2 separate regions of the Homo sapiens genome follow, and region 1 is linked to region 2. A link is a contact called in ENCODE Hi-C or POLR2A ChIA-PET data. All regions are on one chromosome and are shown on one strand. The core of a region is the stretch at or near the end of the contact, and the rest is flanking DNA. Distances in the headings are between cores, read along the strand shown. Region 1 overlaps SORBS1 (sorbin and SH3 domain containing 1). Region 2 has its middle 40 kb from the start of SORBS1.

Region 1 (2,708 bases), core at 28-2,527, 130 kb before region 2:
CTCGAAAAAAAAAAAAATTCTGGCCGGGCACAGCGGCTCACGCCTGTAATCCCAGCACACTGGGAGGCCGAGGTGGGCTAATCACGACGTCAGGAGTTCGAGACCAGCCTGGCCAACATGGTGAAACCCCGTCTCTACTAAAAATACAAAAAATTAGCTGGCTGTAGTGGCAGGCGCCTGTAATCCCAGCTACTCAGGAGGCTGGGGCAGGAGAATCACTTGAACCCGGGAGGTGGAGGTTGCAGTGAGCCAAGATCACGCCACTGTACTCCAGCCTGGCGACAGAGCAAGACTCCATCTCCAAAAAAAAAAAAAGAAAAAGAAAAAACTTCCCAAATTCCAACTTTTCAGGAACTAGTAACTGAATAAATCAAGACAGTAAGCATTATAAATAGAAATAAATCTAAGCCACAACACTGAAAAACCACAAAAGGAAGGAGGGCTCACAGGCTCATGTACAGAAGCATGTGCACACGAAAGAGAGCTCGTTAGATCTACAGCTATAGATGTGACACATATTTGTAAGAGCCCCAATGTGGAGCCAATGTGACAGCAGACACAGCTTGAGCAACCATGCAAATTCTGCAACCAGAATCTTTAATTACCCATATTCAAGAGAAGGAAGCAAATGGCAAGAAAGGTGGATATCGCAGATTTCTTTTTTTTTTTTTTTTCTAAGAAAAAATAATCAACTTTATCGGTGTATTCTGGTCAGAAAACACTGAACTCCAACTCCTATACTTCCTACATATTATCAGACTGAACCATCTCAAATTAACTTTTTAAAGTAAAAAATAGTCAAATATTGGAATATCACGTTGTTCAAACTAACATATGGCATTATGAAGAAACATAAGACCTCAGTCATCAAAGACAGCCTCTAACATGGGTTCAGAAAAATCATCTCTATTTTTAAATTATTTTCTTCAATGAGTTCTGGGGTAGAAAAAGTAGGGTGATTTGGGGTTAACGGTTGTATAAGTTACCAAAAACTCCATTGACTAGAACTCTTCATTTTCTAAGCATTCCTATTAAAGTTTTACTGCAGAATAATTTATGAGATGTCTGAGGCATGTTGTGAAAAAAAATATGTCTGACATTTAAGACTATTTTAAAACATCTCTCTTGCAAAAAGAGCCAGAGGTGTGGCAAGTTTGGGCCTTGCTCATGGCTTGGGGAGAGCTGGGGTTTTCAGCAGTTAGGGGCAGGGAGCCGGCCCAGCTTCAAAGGCAGAGGCTGGCTCTCCACACACCCTGAGGCGCTATTGAGCAAAGACAGCAACTGTGTTCCTATCTGGGGCCCCAGCCCTCTGTCTGCCCTTCAAGGTTCCCTGCTGCCTGAGGAAACATGTGAAATATTTCCGTGAAGGGCCGGCTGTGTGGAAGCAACAGGAAATAAAGGTTTACCCCAGTGACTTCCCACTAACCAAGAGGCGGGGGTCCATTTGAGAATCACAGTTTTCCAAGTGACTTGTTATTTTTACCAGATGTTTTCAAAGGCAGGTCTTGTGCAGAGGATTTGAGAGGTGTTTTTGTTTTTTGGAATAGAAAGTACTTAACCATAAGAAGTATTCTAATTGAGCATTAAAAGCCGCCCCAAATTTAAACTCACAATGGGGAAAGAAACCTCCACAGAAACATGACTTCTAAATTATCTTTGGGCTTAAGAGAAACTGAGCATTCATATACTCTGAAACTTCCCAAAGGAAGCAAAATCAATTCTTAGAAAATTCAACCTTTACCATCTTCTTTTTTTTTTTTTTTTTTTTTTTTTTTTGAGGCAGAGTTTCACTCTTGTTGCCCAGGCTGGAGTGCAATGGCATGATCTCATCTCACCACAACCTCCGCCTCCTTGGTTCAAGCGATTCTCCTGCCTCGGCCTCCCGAGTAGCTGGGATTACAGGCATGCACCACCAGGCCCAGCTAATTTTGTATTTTTAGTAGAGATGTGGTTTCTCCATATTGTTCTGGCTGGTCGCGAACTCCCAACCTCAACTGATCCACCCGCCTCGGCCTCATAAAGTGCTGGTATTATAGGCGTGAGCCACCGTGCCCAGCCCTTTACCATCTTCTAACAAAGGTGTTAGGCTAAAGAGACTTCACTGGAACAGCACGGCCCAGATATAAAAACTGGTAGTTCAGCAGCCCCCTCAGATCCCATGGTGACCCTTTCTCCAAACCGCCCACACTGCCATTTTGTTAAGGTACCCACGCAAGGAGCACCCTTGCCTTCCACTCTCACTGCTAGGCCTTCCCCAAGCAGTGCCCCCTTGTCTGAAAAATTTTCCCTCTCCCTCTTCCCAGCCCCTACAAGCTAAGCTGCCACATCATGTCCTTTACATGGTTCCCACTTCCTCCAGAAAGATTTTCTAGGATGGATGGATCCTAGGAAAGAATGGATGACAGATTTCCACAGCCCCAACTCACCCAGACATGAAAATTTGTGTTTATGATCTTTCTTTCTTTCCCACTTATGGAACCTGCACTCTTTTATTATTAATGTATTTATTTGCCTAAGGTGCTATTTTCTCTTGTCTACTGATTGCTCAGTGCAACGCATCTAGCTCCAAATATGAGCTTCTACAAAGCAATGTTTTCAGCCTCATTACATAGAGAAGGACTGAAGGAAATAAGGAGGCTCAGCCTAAAGAAATGTGAACCAGGAGGTGCAGGCTGGGGGCCGGACAGGGCAGAGTGGAGTTCTGCCTC
Region 2 (2,773 bases), core at 68-2,567:
CAGGCATGAGCCACCACTCCTGGCCAAGTTATGCATTTACTAGTTAGGGTCAATTTACACCACCAATTTCAATGGAAATCAATATGATTTTTGATATTTGCAAAGAAAGTGGTCCACTTCTTACAAACAGACTTCGGGATGAAAAATGAAGATGAGGCAGACACATCTACAGTGAGGAAACGGATGATGCCTCCTTTTTCCTCATAGGCAACTTGGGGGAGGGGAAAGGAGGTAAGTAAAGGCATGTGGGGGAAGTCAGAGAAGCATCCACACCTGCTCATTATATCAAGTGTCTAGAGACTCTCTAAATAATTCAGACACAGTCGGCTCCCTCCAGGGGCAGGTGTTGAGGAGAGTTTCCAGACAAGCAGCTCCTCTTGCAAAACTGGGGCAGACTGAGGATCTGATTACGTGAAAAGGGGTCCAGTTAGTAGCTATGGCAACCTCCTTCTTCAGCCTTACAACTTGCCTTTGGGATAAGGTACAAGAAGCTTCTGGGAAAACACTACTGCTATGCCCCCTGTGGTGGTGAAGAGTTTTGAAGCTCTGTTGTCTTGGGTTCAAATCCAGGTTCCTCCGCTACAGTGTGATCTTGGGGAATTTACTGATCTTTAGGTTCTATACCTGTAAAATAGGGGTAACAATTCCCCTACTCAGATTATTGTGGCATCATGCATAATTCATCTAGCCCCCTTACTATGATGCTTAGTACATGGTGCTTAGTACATAGTAGATCTGTCCTAAGAATGTCCTCACTTTATGTCCTAGGAATTGATGCTTGGACTTTAAATAAAAGAGAAACGTAGGGCCTGGTGCGGTGGCATGCACTTGTAATCCTAACTATTCAGGAGCTGAGATAGAAAGATTGCTTGAGTCCAGGAGTTGAGTTTGAGACCAGTCTGGGTGACAGAGTGAGACCCCTGTCTCAAAGGGGAAAAAAAAAAGCAATGTTGAAAACTAAGAGAAAGCCATTCCTTAGAATCATAAACAGTAACAGCCAATAGTTATTAAAGGTTAACCATATGCTGAATACCGTGCTGAGTGCTTTACATTTACTCTCGCAAAACCATTTATGGATACGTATCATCAAAATTCAGAGAAGTTAAGACACTTTCCCCAGGTCAAACAACTAGTAGGTGTTAGAATCAAGGTCCAAACCCTATTCTGCCTCTAAACTGAAAAGGCCTGTGCTCTTACCCTGTAAGGAAGAGGATCTCTGGAAGTTATTTTACTGATCCAGCACTTCATTTCCAGGAGAGCAGCCTGAGGATCGGGAGGGGATAATTTGCTGGGCATTGAGGAAGAGCAGGCCGACTTCCTTAGGTCCATGGGACCCGACTGCCCTCTAGCGTTAGAGGAATCCTGGGGCCAGATGGAATAAAGAGCAAGTTGGTTTTCTTAGGTTATGGTGACTCCTCCTGCCTTCAGTATGGGATCATAGCTGCCTAGTTTGGTGTTTTCCTATTGGCCAAAGGGTTTCTCCTAGGGATTAGGGTAAAATAGGCTGTAAAGGGTGGGACTTAAGGATAAGAATTACCTGAATTTAGAGCAGCAATTCTCAGACAGATCAACGTTTGGACCATCAGGTGGAGGGAATGTCTCTTATCCCCAGCATCTGGCACGTAGTGGGTGCTCACTGGATACTGAATGAGGCTTTAAAATCTCATTCTCCCTAATAGCAGAGTTCTGTAAAATAGCAGAGATCTGCAAACTTAAATGAGGTGCCCTTAAGGTAGTTATGAAGTTATTCATCGATTTTTGCCAGAAGTGCTAGTGGAAAAGACATTGTAACATTTAACTCAATTCTACTACAGGAGACTCCACAGGACACTTTCATAAGGAAGAGAGAACAATGACACTCTTCAGTGGTTTAGAAATAAGTTGGGGTCAGGGACGACTTGATCGTCTTAGACTGCCAGCCTCATACCAGTGTCCCTAATGGTCCATGGATCTCAGAGAAAGCCCCCTCCATCTCTATAGCTCTGCCCAAGTAGCCTGTTTCAAAGCTACTCAGTGAGCATCTGTGTGCATTGCACCTTGCTGGGCTCAGTGGGGGATACAAAGACAGATATGCCAGATGTGGCTAATTGTGGCCAACCTGGATGGTGCTTCTTCCATGAGCTAGGTGTCCGGTCCATTATCTGATTATTTACTGACAGGAGTCTTCAAGGTAAGTATTAACTGTCTACTTTTTTCCAAATAAGGAAATTGAGGCTCATTGCAGCAAAAAACAATCCTGCAAATTCCTACAATTTATAGATGGGAGTGCAAGTCATATGACTTCCAAATCCATACTCTTTCCACTATGCCACTCTGGCCAATTCTTTGAAATATTAGGACTCCTTTTCTAAAATGCAGGTATCTCCAAGACAATTATTCCTGTTTTTGTCTGCTTGGGCTGCCATAACAAAATATCATAGACTAGGTGGATCAAACAACAGAAATTTATTTTTCAGTCTGGAGATTGGGAAGTCCAAGATCAAGGTGCTGGCCAGTTCGGTGTCTGGTGAGGGCCCTGCTTCCTAGCTTGCAGGAGACTGTTTTGTCTTCTCACTGTGTCCTCACATGAAGGGCAGGAGGTCAAGGTCTCTAGAGTCTCTTATTTTACTTTTTACTCAACAGTTTGTTGAGAGACGTGGCATCTCTTACGAAAGCACCAATCCCACCATGAGGGCCCCACCCTCACGACCTCATCTAACCCTAATTACCTCCCAAAGGCCCCGTCTCCAAACACCATCACATTGAGGGGTAGGACTTCAACGAAGGAATTTGG

Evidence for each region. Hi-C counts contacts between places; a loop is a spot of excess contacts on that map. ChIA-PET counts read pairs that join two places held with the same protein, here RNA polymerase II (POLR2A). Pooled maps may share reads with other maps.
Region 1: a loop to region 2 is called in a map of HepG2, with 10 times the contacts of the local background. The contact joins two enhancer-like sites. A Hi-C loop is called at or near these places in 5 of 168 maps with a recorded cell type or tissue (HepG2, MCF 10A, Right ventricle myocardium inferior and 2 more), 1 of 37 single-sample maps with no recorded cell type and 7 of 50 pooled maps. POLR2A ChIA-PET finds 5 or more read pairs at or near these places in 3 of 52 experiments (AG04450, MCF 10A and OCI-LY7).

Annotation. Positions count from the first base shown.
Region 1 is chr10:95,466,139-95,468,846 of GRCh38, forward strand. The region is part of intron 2 of SORBS1 (sorbin and SH3 domain containing 1); the gene reads right to left. Among named protein-coding and RNA genes, the nearest start is that of SORBS1, 94 kb to the right of the region's middle. Within about 2 kb of position 1,278, at least 17 of the 41 ENCODE cell types and tissues checked have a DNase peak (open chromatin) inside an H3K27ac peak, as active enhancers do.
Region 2 is chr10:95,599,979-95,602,751 of GRCh38, forward strand. No RefSeq gene overlaps it. Among named protein-coding and RNA genes, the nearest start is that of SORBS1, 40 kb to the left of the region's middle. Within about 2 kb of position 1,318, at least 4 of the 41 ENCODE cell types and tissues checked have a DNase peak (open chromatin) inside an H3K27ac peak, as active enhancers do.